Regions from separate parts of the Homo sapiens genome. Here region 1 is linked to region 2. The links are chromatin loops, found by intact Hi-C in ENCODE. Cell type or tissue: PC-3. All regions are shown on one strand. Each heading gives the region's core, and the rest is flanking DNA. Links, peaks and the distances in the headings are about the cores only. Region 1 overlaps SLC9A9 (solute carrier family 9 member A9). Region 2 overlaps SLC9A9 (solute carrier family 9 member A9).

What was found. Peaks named below come from ENCODE experiments on the same cell type or tissue, not always from the same donor. Only the 100,000 strongest peaks of a DNase experiment are listed, where the experiment ranks them.
Region 1: a loop joins it to region 2, with 4 times the contacts of the local background. A loop is called at or near these places in 22 of 110 quality-filtered maps.

Annotation. Positions count from the first base shown.
Region 1 is chr3:143,641,316-143,648,727 of GRCh38, forward strand. All of the region lies in intron 6 of SLC9A9 (solute carrier family 9 member A9), which reads right to left. The region is part of intron 1 of LOC102724120 (a long non-coding RNA gene); the gene reads left to right. Among named protein-coding and RNA genes, the nearest start is that of SLC9A9, 200 kb to the right of the region's middle. RefSeq lists enhancers at 6,646-7,147, 7,148-7,412. In PC-3, for the core only: a CTCF peak has its summit at 3,386 (motif pointing left); a DNase peak (open chromatin) is centred at 3,356.
Region 2 is chr3:143,439,687-143,447,098 of GRCh38, forward strand. All of the region lies in intron 12 of SLC9A9 (solute carrier family 9 member A9), which reads right to left. Among named protein-coding and RNA genes, the nearest start is that of SLC9A9-AS1, 100 kb to the left of the region's middle. RefSeq lists an enhancer at 3,791-4,990. In PC-3, for the core only: no CTCF peak of the experiment used is centred there; a DNase peak (open chromatin) is centred at 4,275; H3K4me3 peaks cover 640 bases; H3K27ac peaks cover 2,537 bases.

The DNA.
Region 1 (7,412 bases), core at 1,481-6,480, 200 kb after region 2:
GTCATAGCAGATATAAATTGATTTCAGCATTTCCTTACCAAATTAAAAAGAATTATCTGTTGTCACAGTCTTTTTTTTTTTTTTTTTTTTTTTTGAGACAGAGTCTTGCTCTGTTGCCTAGGCAACAGAGTGCAGTGGCGCAATCTTGACTCACTGCAAGCTCTGCCTCCCGGGTTCATGCCATTATCCTGCTTCAGCCTCCCAAGTAGCTGGGACTACAGGTGCCTGCCACCATGCCCAGCTAATTTTTTGTATTTTTAGTAGAGACAGGGTTTCACCATGTTAGCCAGGATGGTCTCGATCTCCTGACCTCGTGATCCGCCAGCCTTGGCCTCCCAAAGTGCTGGGATTACAGGCGTGAGCCACTGTGCCCGGCCTGTTGTCGCAGTCTTTTGCATCATTTTGAGAAGCATTCTGGTGAAGGTAGCTATTGGAGTGAAAATTGCATTGCTCTAATAAACAGGTCTTTTGCTGTGTCTCCACTTTTCCCCCACTTTCTCTATACACATTATTTCTCCCTCTATGACCTTTCAGTGTCCCGTCTTTGAATATTGTAGTGGATTATGAGTAATTGTTTCTAACTTATTTTGCCCGCCACTCCCATTAACTATCATCACTATTATTGTCATAGTCATGCCTTATTAGATTTATGAATGTTTCTACCAATTTCTCTGCTCAATTCTCCTTGTTTCTCCCTTATTCTGAGTTTAGTTTCCTATTTCTACTCAATAATATTCTTCAGAAGTTCTATCATTGATGAGTGATGAAGTACCTGAAAATGTATTTAATCTTATTCTTAAATGACATTTTAGTTGAATTTAGAACCTGGGCTGTCAATGAATTTCCTGCAATACTTTGAACCTATTATTCCTCTATCCTCTAGCAGCTAAGCAGCTATTGTTGCCAATGAGAAAACTATTGCCATCCAAATTGTAAGTAAGTGTAAGTAATCCTTATTGGAAATAAACCATCTCTCCTCTCTGGTTGCTTTTAAAATTTCTTCTTTCTCTTTGATGATCTCACATTTCACAACAATAATCAATCAAATATTTTCTTTGTCTTGCTTCCTCAAATATCTTATAAAGCTGTTCCCCTCCTCTAGGTGGAGGCTTAACACTTGAGGCCTGGAGCTGCCTGATTCACAAATCTCTGTTGCTCAAATAGACTCTTTAAAATTAAAAACACAACAAAATAAACCTAAAACCTGCAATGTATTTGAATGTGAATTAGTGTTAATTTATCCAGCTCTAGACATAATGTGATGCTTCAATTTATCTCTTTAATTTTGGAAAATTATCAACCATTATCCCTTCAAAATATTGCCACAATTCAATTCTCTTTAGTTTCTCCTTTTGAAATTTTTATTGATGAATTCTGGATTTTTAAAAAGTGCTATCCTCCATATCTCTTAACTAGCCTTTCATATTTTTTATCTGTACTACATGCTGGGCCATTTGCCAACTTTATATTCTGTTTCATCGCTGGGTTTAATATGACATTTATGTCATTCCCTTTAGTTTTTAATGTCAATATTTGCACTTTTCATTTTGAAAAGTTCTTTTTTTCCTATTATACCATTCTTTTCTAATTTTTCCCCACTCCACTGTTTACCTCTTTAGTCTCTTTAGTGTGCTCATTTGATAATCTTTCTCATATTTTTGTAATTTTTGTTTAGTTCCTTAGGGTGCTTGTCCTTCTGATTTACTTTTGTTTTGCTTATCTCCTTTCTTTCCTTCCTTTGCTCAACATGGTGGAGTTATTCTTCTTGCGGCCTGTACATTTTTTATTGTGAGCTCATTTTCAGAAAAGATTCTGTTTTTTAAGTGGGATTTCTATGTACCTGGGATGTGAAAGTATCACCTCAGGGCAGTTTCAGTGTATTTGGAAATAGGAAGAGGGGATACGGCTGTGACAGTTGTTTCAATAGTCCTGAAAACTCTCCATGTTAATTTATTGGCTTACATTTCCTGTATCACAACTGCCCAGGCTAGGGATTTTGATTTCTCAAATTCCAGATAGATGGCAAGTTTCGTTGCTATTTCTTAAGGCTGCTCTACACAGTCTATGTGACTGAAGGAACACTTTGAAATTGCAGGCCCTATTCAAAGAGCTTTGCTCAAGTTGTATTACCATGAGTGAACCTTTAGACAGGGTTCTGATTTCCACATGGAAATGGGATTCCAGCTCCAAAACCTCTGGGCAGTATATGCCATATAAAATCACATGGCCACTGACAGTGGCAGCTTCCCACTCTTGCTGTGATTTTTCTCTTGTTTCTCACACTTGGAGAATTTCCTTTTCTCTCCTTCAAAATCAACTCTACATTTAGTAATGTTCGCTTTTTAAAATAAAGCCTTTCTTTGAGTTTTTAGTGCATAGGACCTATCATTTTAATCCACCATGTTCTGAACATTCTAGGATCATGAAATATGGTTGTTATTATTCTTACTTGTCCTCCAACCACTTTCTTCCAATAATGGATTCCATGTCACTGGTCACAGGGATGGGAATGTGACTCAGATCTGACCAGTGACCTTGTTTAATTCCCTTCGAGTATTATGTGATTGGCTTATGGGTGATCTTCTGATACAAGCAGAGGCAAACAGAGTCTTTGTGACTGATATGCAAATATTGGGAGAATGAAATGTTATTTTGAGCTAAAAAAAAAAAAAAGTAAGCCTGGAGATGCCATTAGTCACCTTCTCCTGCTTTCTAGAGTAAGCTATCTATCTGCACCATGAAAGAATGAGGCTAGCACTCAGAGACAATCGGGGCCAAGAGAGAAAAAGAACAGATAGACAGCCATGTTTGAAGTCTTAAGCCTGGCATGTCCAGAGTCAGCTCAATCCCTGTTAAACAGGCCAGTGGACAAATTTTGCTGAAGCTAATTTGAATTGGGTTTCTATCACTTTCATCACTTGCATCTGACTTATATACCAATAAATTAAAGTACATTGGAACTGAGATAAGAAACCATCCACATGGATTTCTTTTATTTATTTTTGGTAGGCCAATTTGTCACGCATGACTTGACACGAGCAAAGCAAGTTCTAAGTTACGGGGTAGAGTTCTGGAGACGCTGCCAGTGAATGTCAGATCTCATCCGTGAGACAAAAGACAGAGTCACAGAATATAATCAAGGTCAAGTCCCAGTAATCTGAACAGGGACATTAAGAGGTAGGGTAGGGGAGATGCCAGAGTCAGGAACCAGGGAACAGGAATGAGAGAAAAACAAACAAGACAGCAGCAGCAGGCAGGGGTGTGGGCAGCACACCGAGCACACAACTTAAAGCTGGAATTCAGCTGAGCACTGCTTCCCAGCCTCTGTTTAAAGATCCCAGGGTGGCCTTGCCATTCCTGCCATGTGATGCCACCTGGTGTCTGAAAAATGAAGTCAGCATGAAATTGACTCCCAAGACAAGGAGTCCTTAAGCAAAAACAGCCATAACTTTTTTTTTTTTTAATTATGTATCACCCCAGTATCTAGACAGGCATCAAAATAAATGAGTTTCATGCTGATTATCAGTTTTCAAGGCAAATATCAAAGTGAATTACCTTCAGAAAGATGTGTCAAGATATAAGAAACTTGTTCTTAAGTTAAGCAGATTCATGAGAAATATACCTCTGGTTGTGATAACAGTTTCAGTTAATTCTGATCAAAAGGGGACAGCTTCTTATCACCTCTGTGTTTACAACTATGGGTCAAATTGGAGGAGCACTAATGAGGGTTTCTAACAAGGCTTTTCAAATAGTTGGAAGAAGCAGAATGAACATGAAATATCTATCTCTGGAAGAGGTTTTAATGATTAGTATTATAAAACGTCTCCCCATCTGCTTCTGAAGGGGTCTATGAACTCATTCATTCAGTAGTTATTGGAGAACCTACCAAATAATTGCCTATGTGTTGTGAGGGATGGAGAAAATTTGCCTTTAAGGAACTCGAAATCTACTTCAAGATGACGTTACCAAGAGAAAAAATGGAATTATTTTAGGAATATATTTTTATAACCAAACCCTATACATGTAAGCTATTTTCTGAAATGGTTTCTAGGGTGAGGTTTTGTTACGCATATTAAATCCCTTTATAGATATTGTTTGCCTACTTCAGTGAGGAGTTATTGAGGGCCGAGATGAGTGGCTATGCCCATCCAGTCTTTGTCACCAACACTTGGCATAATGTCTGGCACATACTGATCCTCAGTACATTTCTCTTGAACGGTTGGATGATAGTTCAAGGTTCCCCTCAGTTCCACGGTTGCTTGAGTCTTATAGCCATCCAATTACCTTCCATATTAAATTTCCCTCAAGATACATGGGCGGTAAGAAATGTAGTCTTTCAAAATGCCACTCAAAGTGCCAAGCGTTCACTGGTATCACACTTTAAATGACATTATCTAGCAAGAACTTCTCTGCAGCATAACAGTCTCATTTAAAAAGACAAAATTGGTGCTCCATTTCTTCATCTTTTTAAATAATTGATGACATCGAATTTCCTTATAAGCATTTACTTAACAGGGAATAAAGACATCTAGTATGTATTTATTGTCATCCAAGAGTCAGCTGTTTAATGAGATACTTATTTTATCTCTAAGAAAACCTGGAGGCATTTGCACACTGTGGAATTATTTTATGAGTAGGTTTCAGTACAACAATAGCAGTATTTCTGTTTTGCAGATAAATGGCCCAAAACAGCCAACATCTTCTTTCTCTTCTATCATGGGTAGCAAAAGAATTTCAGACTTCTACCTCTGTGCAATCTGCACTTAAATGAACATTGCCAATTATTAAGTATGTTAATGGGGATTTTTGGGACCAGAGTCTATCATAAGTAGTTTGCTCTATTTTGGTAAATATATGCAAGCCAAAAGAAAAAAATAAAAATCACTTGTGATTCCACATAACACTTCTGACTCCATGTAATTTATATATAAATAATACAAATGTTATATGTTATTTATATATACAGGTATAATAAAATATATAAAATTTAATAATATATAATTATATTCATATATAATACATATAATGTATGTTAGTATATATAATATATAATTTTAGGTGCATTTGCACATATAAATTTGGCTGTGAATTTTTAACCAAGCTAGATCTTATTATATATTAAATTTTCTTATTTGATAGTTATTAAATATAAATATTATATATTAAATTTCCTGTTTACTTAAAAATGTATTGTGAATATCTTTTCCCATCAATATATTTTTTCTTTATTATTTTTTAAATGACTTCATAGGGTTCCATGATATTAATATGCTATAATTCACTCAACCAACTAGTAACCATTGTGCACAACTTCTTGCTCAAATCAATGCATTCATCTCCATGGAGAGACTATTGCACATGCCCATAATTACTTCTTAGAATAAATTTCTAGAAACAAAATTGCTGGATCAAATGATTCACAAAATCTAATGGCTCAGTAAACACTGCCTTTGTAAAAGTTTTATCACTTTCCTTTTTCACCAATCATATAGGAGGGTTCTCAATTCCCAAACCCTGACTTACTCCAAGTATGATTATTCTTTTTTGAGTCCTGAAGATTTAAATATTTGCCAGGTAAAAATAATACTCCATTGTTGGTTTAATTTGTTTTACTTCATTATTAGTAAAGCTGATCTTATTTAGTATAGCTGTTGTCCATTTATGTTTCTTCTTTTGTTTATTAACTATTTATATCATTTGTCCATTTTTCTATTATGCTTACCTTTTATTATTGGTCTTTGATGATAGGAGTAACAGCAACAGCTAACATTTAATGTGTATTGAGCATGACCCACCAGGCCCTGATTTAGGTGTTTTATGTTTAATCCCATCCTGTGAGGTAAGTGCTATTACTGTCTATTTTACAAATGAGTCTGCCAAGGCGCAGGGGGATTGAGTAACTTGCCCAAGGTAACGTAAATAATGAATTAGGTATAGTGATGAGATTAACAATTTATCATGTATATTACAAAGACTATTAACTGATCAACACATGTGTTGAAAATGCTTCCCTTGGTTTATCATTCGTCATTTAATTTTTTTGTAGTGGGTTTTTGCCTGCTAGGATTGCTTGACTCTATTGCCATCAAACAAATGGGCTTTTATTTTATAGTTTCTGCTTTTGATATCTTGATCACCTGAAGAAGAATACATAAGTAAATATAATTCAAACACATTAAAAACATTCAGACTGCATAGAAGAGTATAAAATAAAGAGTTAAATTATTTTTCATCCTTTGCCTATATCGTGATCCTACACAGCAAAGGTATCTGATTTTAACCATTTATGTCTTTATTTTTTCTGATTGTTATTCTATGACTCCTAAGAATACGCATATATTTTCATTTCTTGACTTAGCAACTCCACATAGCATCTGTTCGTTTCCTAGTATGCCAGATGCAGAATTTTAGTTAGCTTCTTCCTTCCTTTTTTTCTTCTTTTTTCTGCTTAACTTCCACAAGTAATATCAGTTTTGGTTGTGAGCACCTTTATAACTTTAAGTAACATATTAATACTTCAACCTCTATTTTTTGATTTATCAACTTTAGACAGTATGTCTTAACTAAGTGATTCATTCCTAATAGAGGAAATCACGTGTAAAAATGGTTATTCTCTAAGTTTCCTGGATCATAAAATGCCATATTTATGAAGAAATGTTCACTAGAAGCAGACTTATCTTTAGTAATTTTAATAAAACCAGAGAGATCTCTGTAAGTAGAATGAAAGATATTGATATAAATAAGGGTAGAAATTATATTTATATTTATATAGCATAGGCTCTGTAGATTACAGGGCCTTTACAACCATATTACTTTATTTATTACTCAGAATAGTTTTGTAATGTATATAGAACAACTATTCTCACATTTTCTAGATCAAGAAATTAGCATAGGGAGTTTATGGCCATACAAAATCACTGTAGTGGTCATCTAGGTCAGCAGTCCCCAGACTTTTCGGCACCAGGGAACTGTTTCGTGGAAGGCGATTTTTCCACGGATTGGGGGAGGGGATGGCTTCGGGATGAAAGGCATTCCTCAGGCATTAGACGCTCATAGGGAGTGCGCAACCTAGATCCCTCACATGCGCAGTTCACAATAGGGTTTGCGCTGCTAGGAGAATCTAATGCCGCCGCTGATCTCACAGAGGCGGAGCTCAGGCAGTACTGCTCACTGGCCCATTGCTCACCTCCTGCTGTGTGGCCCAGTTCCTAACAGGCCACAGACCAGTGCCGGTCCACAGCCTGGGGGTTGAGGACCCCGATCTAGGTTTTGTTTTGTTGTGTTTCTATCCAGCATCCACTTTTCCATTATCATGGCAGTATTACCTGAGCAATAATTCTACCTTTCTCCAGTCTCAGCTCATGTGCTTCCAATGAAGCTGATTATATACCCTTGAACTCACGGAGCAGGTG
Region 2 (7,412 bases), core at 1,257-6,256:
GTATCCCCCCAACTCCCCTCATTCTCCAGAGCACCCAACGAATGAAAAGAGAGATGCAAAGAACACAAGGACCTGGGCTCTGAGAGGAGGCTGGAGTAGCCTCTTAAGGGCTCTGGCAGGTGGGAAGGAGGTGGTTCAGTGGAATGTGTGGCCATGAGGATAAAGCAGAAGTTAGTCATGTCAGAGGCAGAGGTGGCCCTTCTAAAGCTCAGGCACCAACCTCTGGGCCTTAAAATGAAGCCCTCAGCAGTTTTATTGCTTCAGGAGTTCAGAGACTGCCCTGGGGCTGAATTCAGCCTGCCTCTGACATTGTTGGTTTTCCAGAGCAGCAGAATTAACCAATGCATACTACATTGTTTTCATGCTCACTTAAACCACATTCAAACTGTGCTTACAGCAGGAAAGGGACAGTTAAGAAAGAGTGAATGGTGCAGAAAACACAAGGAGCATATGCTGACGGTGGCTGAGAATTTTTGTGACTTTTGTTTGCCCCTCTCTTCTGCAGGGAGACCCACCTAGGGATTTTACAAGTGCTGAAAACACAGCAATTTATAATGTTTCCTGTGGGAAATCAACAAAGTCCTTTAAGGCATTTGAATGGTATCTTTAATCTCCACTGTGCTAATGCTGCTTGAGTTCTGGGAGGGTTCCCTTTTGCTTATGATTGGCAGAGTAAGGGGAAACACCCTATTCACTGGGTGCTCTGGAGAATGAGGAGAGTCGGGGTTACGGGGAAGACTAACGTGGTTCAAGGAGTTTGGCCCCTAACTAGGGGGACAAGTCATATACATGAAGGCTCCATGACTTCACAAGGCAGAGATGAGATACAGGTCATCCACAGTGAGGTGCCTCCAGGTCTTTGCTCTCAAAGCCCGCATGGCTCACGATGCTCTTCATGTTCCACAGGGTATCCCACCGGGTAAATGAAGCTGTATATGAGCCTGTCTGTGTTAGCCAAGGGCCACAGCAAGCCTTTGCTTACCGATGCAGGTCTTTACTGAATGTAGTGATACTCTCTTTGATGTGAAATTACAAAATGATAAACAGCTTGGTGGTAGAAAGCCACTTGAACAGTGTACACCCCAAAGGAGCTTTGCTGGTAAAACTGAAGCCGTTTAAATATATTCATGGACAAGAGGCTTTAAAGCAAGCCTGGCATAACTTTGGGGCATTGTTATTCTACAGAGCTTGGTCTAAAACTACAGATTTAAAGATGCTGTTCTTCAGAATTCTATTTACTGACTTGAGGGCAACTTTATTTGGTGACATCAGGAAGTTTGTCCATTTTCTGTGCTGTGCCCTTTCAGACAGGCTTACTCTTCTCTAGGATCTTACTGTGCTGACATATTCTTGTTAACCCAGTTTTTTTCTTTTATCATTCTCACCTTTCCAACCTTCCTCCCTTTCATCAAAACTTACCCATTCTAAGTTGCATTTTCTCAGGGCCCTACTTTTTGTTTGCCAAAGTGGTAAACAGTAACTGAGAATCTCATGAGTATTCATGAGTAAATGGAATGAGCTAGAATTCCTCTTGACTCTTTCCTCAACTCCTTCCTCCACTTTGTGGTAGAATATCTGCTTAACGGATATTCTAGGTACTCTCTGGAGCTTTAAAGGGAATTTCAGGCCATGTGAAAAAGGGTGTGGAGCTATGCCAGGGAGGGTGGGAAGTGTACTTATGAATAACGTGGGATCCTCACAGAAAACCTCAGATAAACACTTTTAACACAAACTAATATTCCTACTGCATCAGATACCTTAGCAGGTAATTATAGTCACTTTCTTACTAGACATTGGTCTCTCTACTTTTATCAAGAACCCAAGAGTTAGTCAAAGGCATCTTGGCAGTTAAACATATGCATCCTTCAAGCATTTAGGACAACCTAAGACTGTGATTGCTAATTTCACATCAGCCAGTATCTGCACTTTTTTTTTTTTCCAGAAGAAAAAAACCTTGTTATCTTTCAATGCAGAGTTATATTGAAGTGATCAATGTGTGCTCTGGATGGGCTGTGGTTTCTGTTTTCTATGCCAGCCTCCTTGAGGGCCCTTCTCTCAGAGTTCCCCATCTCCGCCCTGTACTATCAATTTGGCCATATGTAAAGTGTCCTTTAAAATACCTTCTAGGCAGTGTGTCATTTACTCATTCATCCATCCATCCATCCATCCATCCATCCATCCATCCATCCATCCACTCATCCATCCATCTCTACTCATCCATCCATCCAGCCACCTACCCACTTAACCACCCATCCCCTAATTACCCATCCATCCTTCTACCCACCTGACCACCCATACCCTTATTACCCATTCATCCTTCCACCCACCCATCAGCCCAACCACCCATCCCTTAACTACCCATCCATCCACCCACCCACTCATCAATCCAACCATTCTGGGTGGTTTGGCCTTACTGAAATAGGAGAGGGAGACAGGTTGCTGAGGAAGGTGCCTGCACAGTGGAGCTCCACCCTTTAAGATCAACGTAGAGCAAAATGAGTATAAAGTAACAATTTTATACAAACAAGATGGGCTTCCTACAAAACAGTTTCTGAAAGGACTCATGTACTGTTACAGAGCAGCATCTCAGTGGAGATACGCCCTCATGTCAATAAAACAGACAATATATTTTCAGCTCCCAAGGTCAGAATGCTCACCAAGCTCTCACATGTTTAAAAACTGGACAATTATAGCATTGTTGGCTTTTGCAAATTGCTTGCTACCTATGTAAATTCTAACTTTAAACTCACATGGGCTGGGCACGGTGGCTCATGCCTGTAATCCCAGCACTTTGGGAGGCTGAGGCGGGTAGATCACCTGAGGTAGGAGTTCAAGGCCAGCATGGCCAACACAGGGAAACCCCGTCTCTACTAAAAATATAAAAATTAGCCCAGTGTGGTAGTGGGTGCCTGTAATCCCAGCTACTTGGGAGGCTGAGGGAGGGAGAATTGCTTGAACCCGGGAGGCAGAGGTTGCAGTGAGCCAAGATTGTTGTGCTACCGCACTCCAGCCTGGGTGACAGAGTGAAACTCCATCTCAATAAATAAATAAATAAACTCACATGTTGCAAGTAAGCGTTATTAGCACTAGAAAGTGAAATGGGACTGGTGAGTTCAGTTAGTAGAGACGAACAAAGGCTTGCTTAGGCATAAAACAAGATGGGAGAGGACATGATGTTGTGTAAGAAAACTGCCAGCCCATGGGGCCCGGTGGGGTGGGAGCTAGGGATGAATGACAAAGATTTTCCTACTAAGTTGGAAGAATGTTCTCTGAGGTTATGGTCCTTTGATTGTTTCTAGTACTTAAGCATGATCAACTGCCATTTGAGCTACATAAAGTATGACTAAGGACTCCATTTACAGCCTCTGGGAAAGAAAGAGTCTTTTGAATCCTCTGTAGCCTGCTCTGGCTAAAGAGACACATTAAGGTATGGTATAAAACAAGCCACCCCTGTAGGGGAACAGATTAGGGCTTGGGGGTGTGGGGGCTGGGGGCCAGAATATTACATTTGAGATACAAAATTACATTGAGAGGCAAGGTTTAAAATCATTTGTCTCACCACATGTTTTCCATTTGTGACTTCTCAAAGCCACAACAAAGGCTCTCCCCTCCTTGCCCATGTGCCTGCTATACTGATAAGGTGAACAGTTTTTTTTTTTAAAGGTTTTCAGCATAATAGTGTTTTAAGACGTAATCTCATTTGCTGCTCCTTTAATTGCTGTTTTGTAATGTTTTATCTATTTTAATTACTGTTTTAATGTGCTGCTTGTACCCTGAGGTGCTTCTGTGAAGGGTACCATTTTAAGAAATGAAGAACTAGATAAACAAATAAATCCACAGGTAAGGGATCATAGTAGTCTACCCTGTGTTTAAATGAGCATTTTTAATTTGCCTGGTATTGAGTGTTGACTAGCAATAGTCTCTTTTTCATGTGTAAGGACAGAGGTATGATGTCTAAGGTCCAACACAAAGCATACGTAGAGCTGGGAATAAAAGGCAATATTCCCAAGGGCTGTCCTAATTCACAATAAGTAGAACTTATGCTATCATGTTTAAGTTTGATCTTATGTTCCCAACAATTCTTTAGAAGTAGCAATAGCTCTAATGAAGGCAAAAGTATATATTTTCCATTTAACTCTAGTAGCAATTGAATTGTAGTTTTCTTGGCCAGGAAACAAATTCAATAGACCCAGTTCTTAACCTGAGTCATGTTACCCTTAGTCACACACATGACACGATTGCATTCCTTGGCTTACTAAAGCAGGAAATGGACCAGTGGCTTGGGGTTTCCTGACTGGATAAGTAGGTGGTGTAATGACTTAACATCCCTTCACTCCCCCACGGCCACACCCAGATTTTTATTTCCGTATTTAAACACAAGCAAGGTCAAAACAACAGATGAAATTTAATAAAACAGTAGTAGTGACGCCTAAATGTTTTTACTGACTTCCTAAAAATGCTTTGGAATCAGCTTCAACTGCATTTATAAATGAAGAAGGAAATGAAGCTCAACACCCCAGCTACGAAATTGTTTGGTCCTAAATTGGCCAGATGCCTAGATTTCCTTTATGTAAACAGGGTCAAATGTGAGGCCAGCCAATTGTAAACTAAGATTCTAGCCTCCTATATTCTCATAGTCGGAGATGTTAATGAAGTTGCCAGGTTTCCACAAAGTTGAAGTGCAACCTCTTCCTATCATGAAGCCCAGGCAGATGCAACCAGCCCAGGTAATGGCACAGCAGCCTAGGCCACTTGGAACAAATGTGGTTCATGGAGTGCAAAAGAAATAACTTTATCATGCCCCACCTTTCCCCAACACACACGTACATACCTACTTTTTCAGACTCTGGAGCGGGGTCCTTGACTTTTTAATAGTCTCAGATAGTTTATTTTTAAGTCCTCTGGTGACTTCTAATCACATAAATAGTCTCAGCTTAGTAATATGTAATAATAACAATCCCTAAATTTCAGCTGGAGTGAGTCTTCCTACCCCATCAGCTTGGGCCTGCCACCAGGGGTGAAGGGGCAATCTTCTTATTTTCCTTCTCTTCCTTACCCCATTCCTAGTTGCTAGCTTGACTTCTCCAAGGTGAGGGGACAGAGGAAAAGGAAGAGGTAAATGGGAAAGAAAGGTTTCATTCAATTGGCATGAATGTGGCATATTTCCCTTTGGCTGTGGTGGATGTTGGAAGCTGGCCCATGTGGGCATTTGTGAGGTCTCTTCAGGGTTCCGTCTACCCCTGGGCCCTCTGATGGGCAGTTTCCTGATATGGACTGTGTGTCCATCCACCACTGCCTTGGCCCCTGAACATCTAACTCCATAGCCCCGGTTTTCCTCTGCTGTGATCTTCTCACCCCTTCAGGTAACATTCTAGGTCAGAAAGTAAGCCACCTCCACAGAGGCTCTCTCCATTATATCACACATGTCAATCAATAGGAAACACACTCTTTAGATACATTCTTGGTGGGAATGTAGGAACTTCTCAAGCTGTGGCTCACTCTGCTGTTGTAGACCACTTCAGCTAGTTTTTGACACCTTAGATTTCTTAGATGTGAGTCAGACAGTGAGTATATCACGGGGTTCCCCAGTCCTTTGAGGACATGCATGAAACTTGTCAATGGTCTCACTGAAGCCACATCTCATGGGCTTAAGATGAGGACAAACAACTTATTACCCCTTTCACATAGGAGATGTGATTCACAGGTTTACTTTGACCAATGGAATGTGAGTAGACATGATACATGCCATGTCCCAGCAGAAGCTCTTGGAAACTTTGGGAGTTTCAATCCTTTTGCTCCTTTCCTCTGCTACAAGAGAATAGCATGCTACGGATGGGACTGCTCCTTTAGCCTGGGTCTAAGAGTGAGAAAACAGATGGCACAGAGCTCCAAACAGAGTCAAGCCGAGCTGAGCTGCAGATGAACCCAGCAGAGTCAAGCAGATCTGTAGCTGACACCATACCTTTATGGAATTTGAACAAAACACTGATCTTTATGGTTGTAAACCATTGTGATATTAGGACTAGTTCCTGCAGCAAAAACTGGCATATACACTAGCCAATAGGTGGCCAGGGAGGTATGAGATTAATTAGGTGGAGTGTGTCTTAGAATCCAAGTGAAGAAAGTGTTTCAAGTAAGATCAATTATGTTAAAAGTTTTTGATTGTCCAATAAAATGCAAAGTGAAGCTTGACCATTGGACTTAGCAACGCTGAGGGGAGTATCAAGACTAACAAGAACAGCTTTGGTAGAATGATGGGGCTACAGACTGCTCAGAGTAAGTTTAAGAAAGAGTGAGAAGAAAGGATTGGTAGACACTATGAATTATAGCTCTTTTGAAGGATTTTGCTGTAAAGGACAGCAGAGAATGGGGCTGTAGCTGGAGAGAAATGTTTTATTTTAAAAAATAAAAGTAATTAATCTGGGTTTTTAAATTATCCAGTGAAAAGGACAAAATAATGATATGAGGGAAAAAAAGAGACAAATATTGGAGTAATGTCTTCCAATAAGTAGAGAGGATATGATTAACAGGCAAGTAGAAGGGGGGGCCCTAACTGGAGTGAGGCCAGTTTGTCGGTTGTAATATGGTGGAAGGTGGAGTTTAAGGAAACTGATGCAGGAGGTAGATACACTGGGGACCTCGTGGAAGTTATCTTCTGACTGTTTCTATTCTCTTACGAATTGGAAAGATGATCTGCTTAAAGAGAAGGCTGGGGAAGGGGTTATGGGGGCTTGAGGAGAGAAAGTTGGAACCTGTTGCTCAGCAGAGTGGGAAGGTAAATGGGTTAGGGCACTTCGGGATGATTGATGAGCAGCTCCTAAAGGCCCTGAATGCCTACTGGGTGCCAGGCACTGTGCTAACAGCTGAGAGACAGAGGGAAGAGGTCCAGACCTCACTTTTACCCTCAGGAGTCTCACAGTCTAAGGTGGAAAGTTGTCATTCAGATCCATTAGTGAACCATGAGTTACTTCTGTGGGGTGTGATCTATCAGGATGGGAAATGTGGGAATGCGGTGGGAGTACAAAGCAGGAAAGTACCTTAGCTGGGGCAGGAGGCTGCTGATGGGTAAAAGGTTCTCAGGAGAGATGACTGACTCTTAGTGTGAGGCATGGAAGAAGAAATAGGTGGTGTGGCACATTTGGGGGAAATTAAAATGCTTCAATATGGCTGAGATATAAGGTAGGTGTGTATGTGTGTGTGTGTGTGTGTGTGCATGCACACATGTGTGCACACAATCATATGTGTATGTACTCACATGCATGTTTAGAAGAGGGTTATATGTGTGACAAAGTGATTCCCAGAGACACATGTGTTGAAAGCCATGATCAATATTCTGCCTTCCTGTTTCCCTGTGACATGCACCACATACTTGAAACTACCACCTTATCCCCCTCTAAGCCTCATCTATTGCA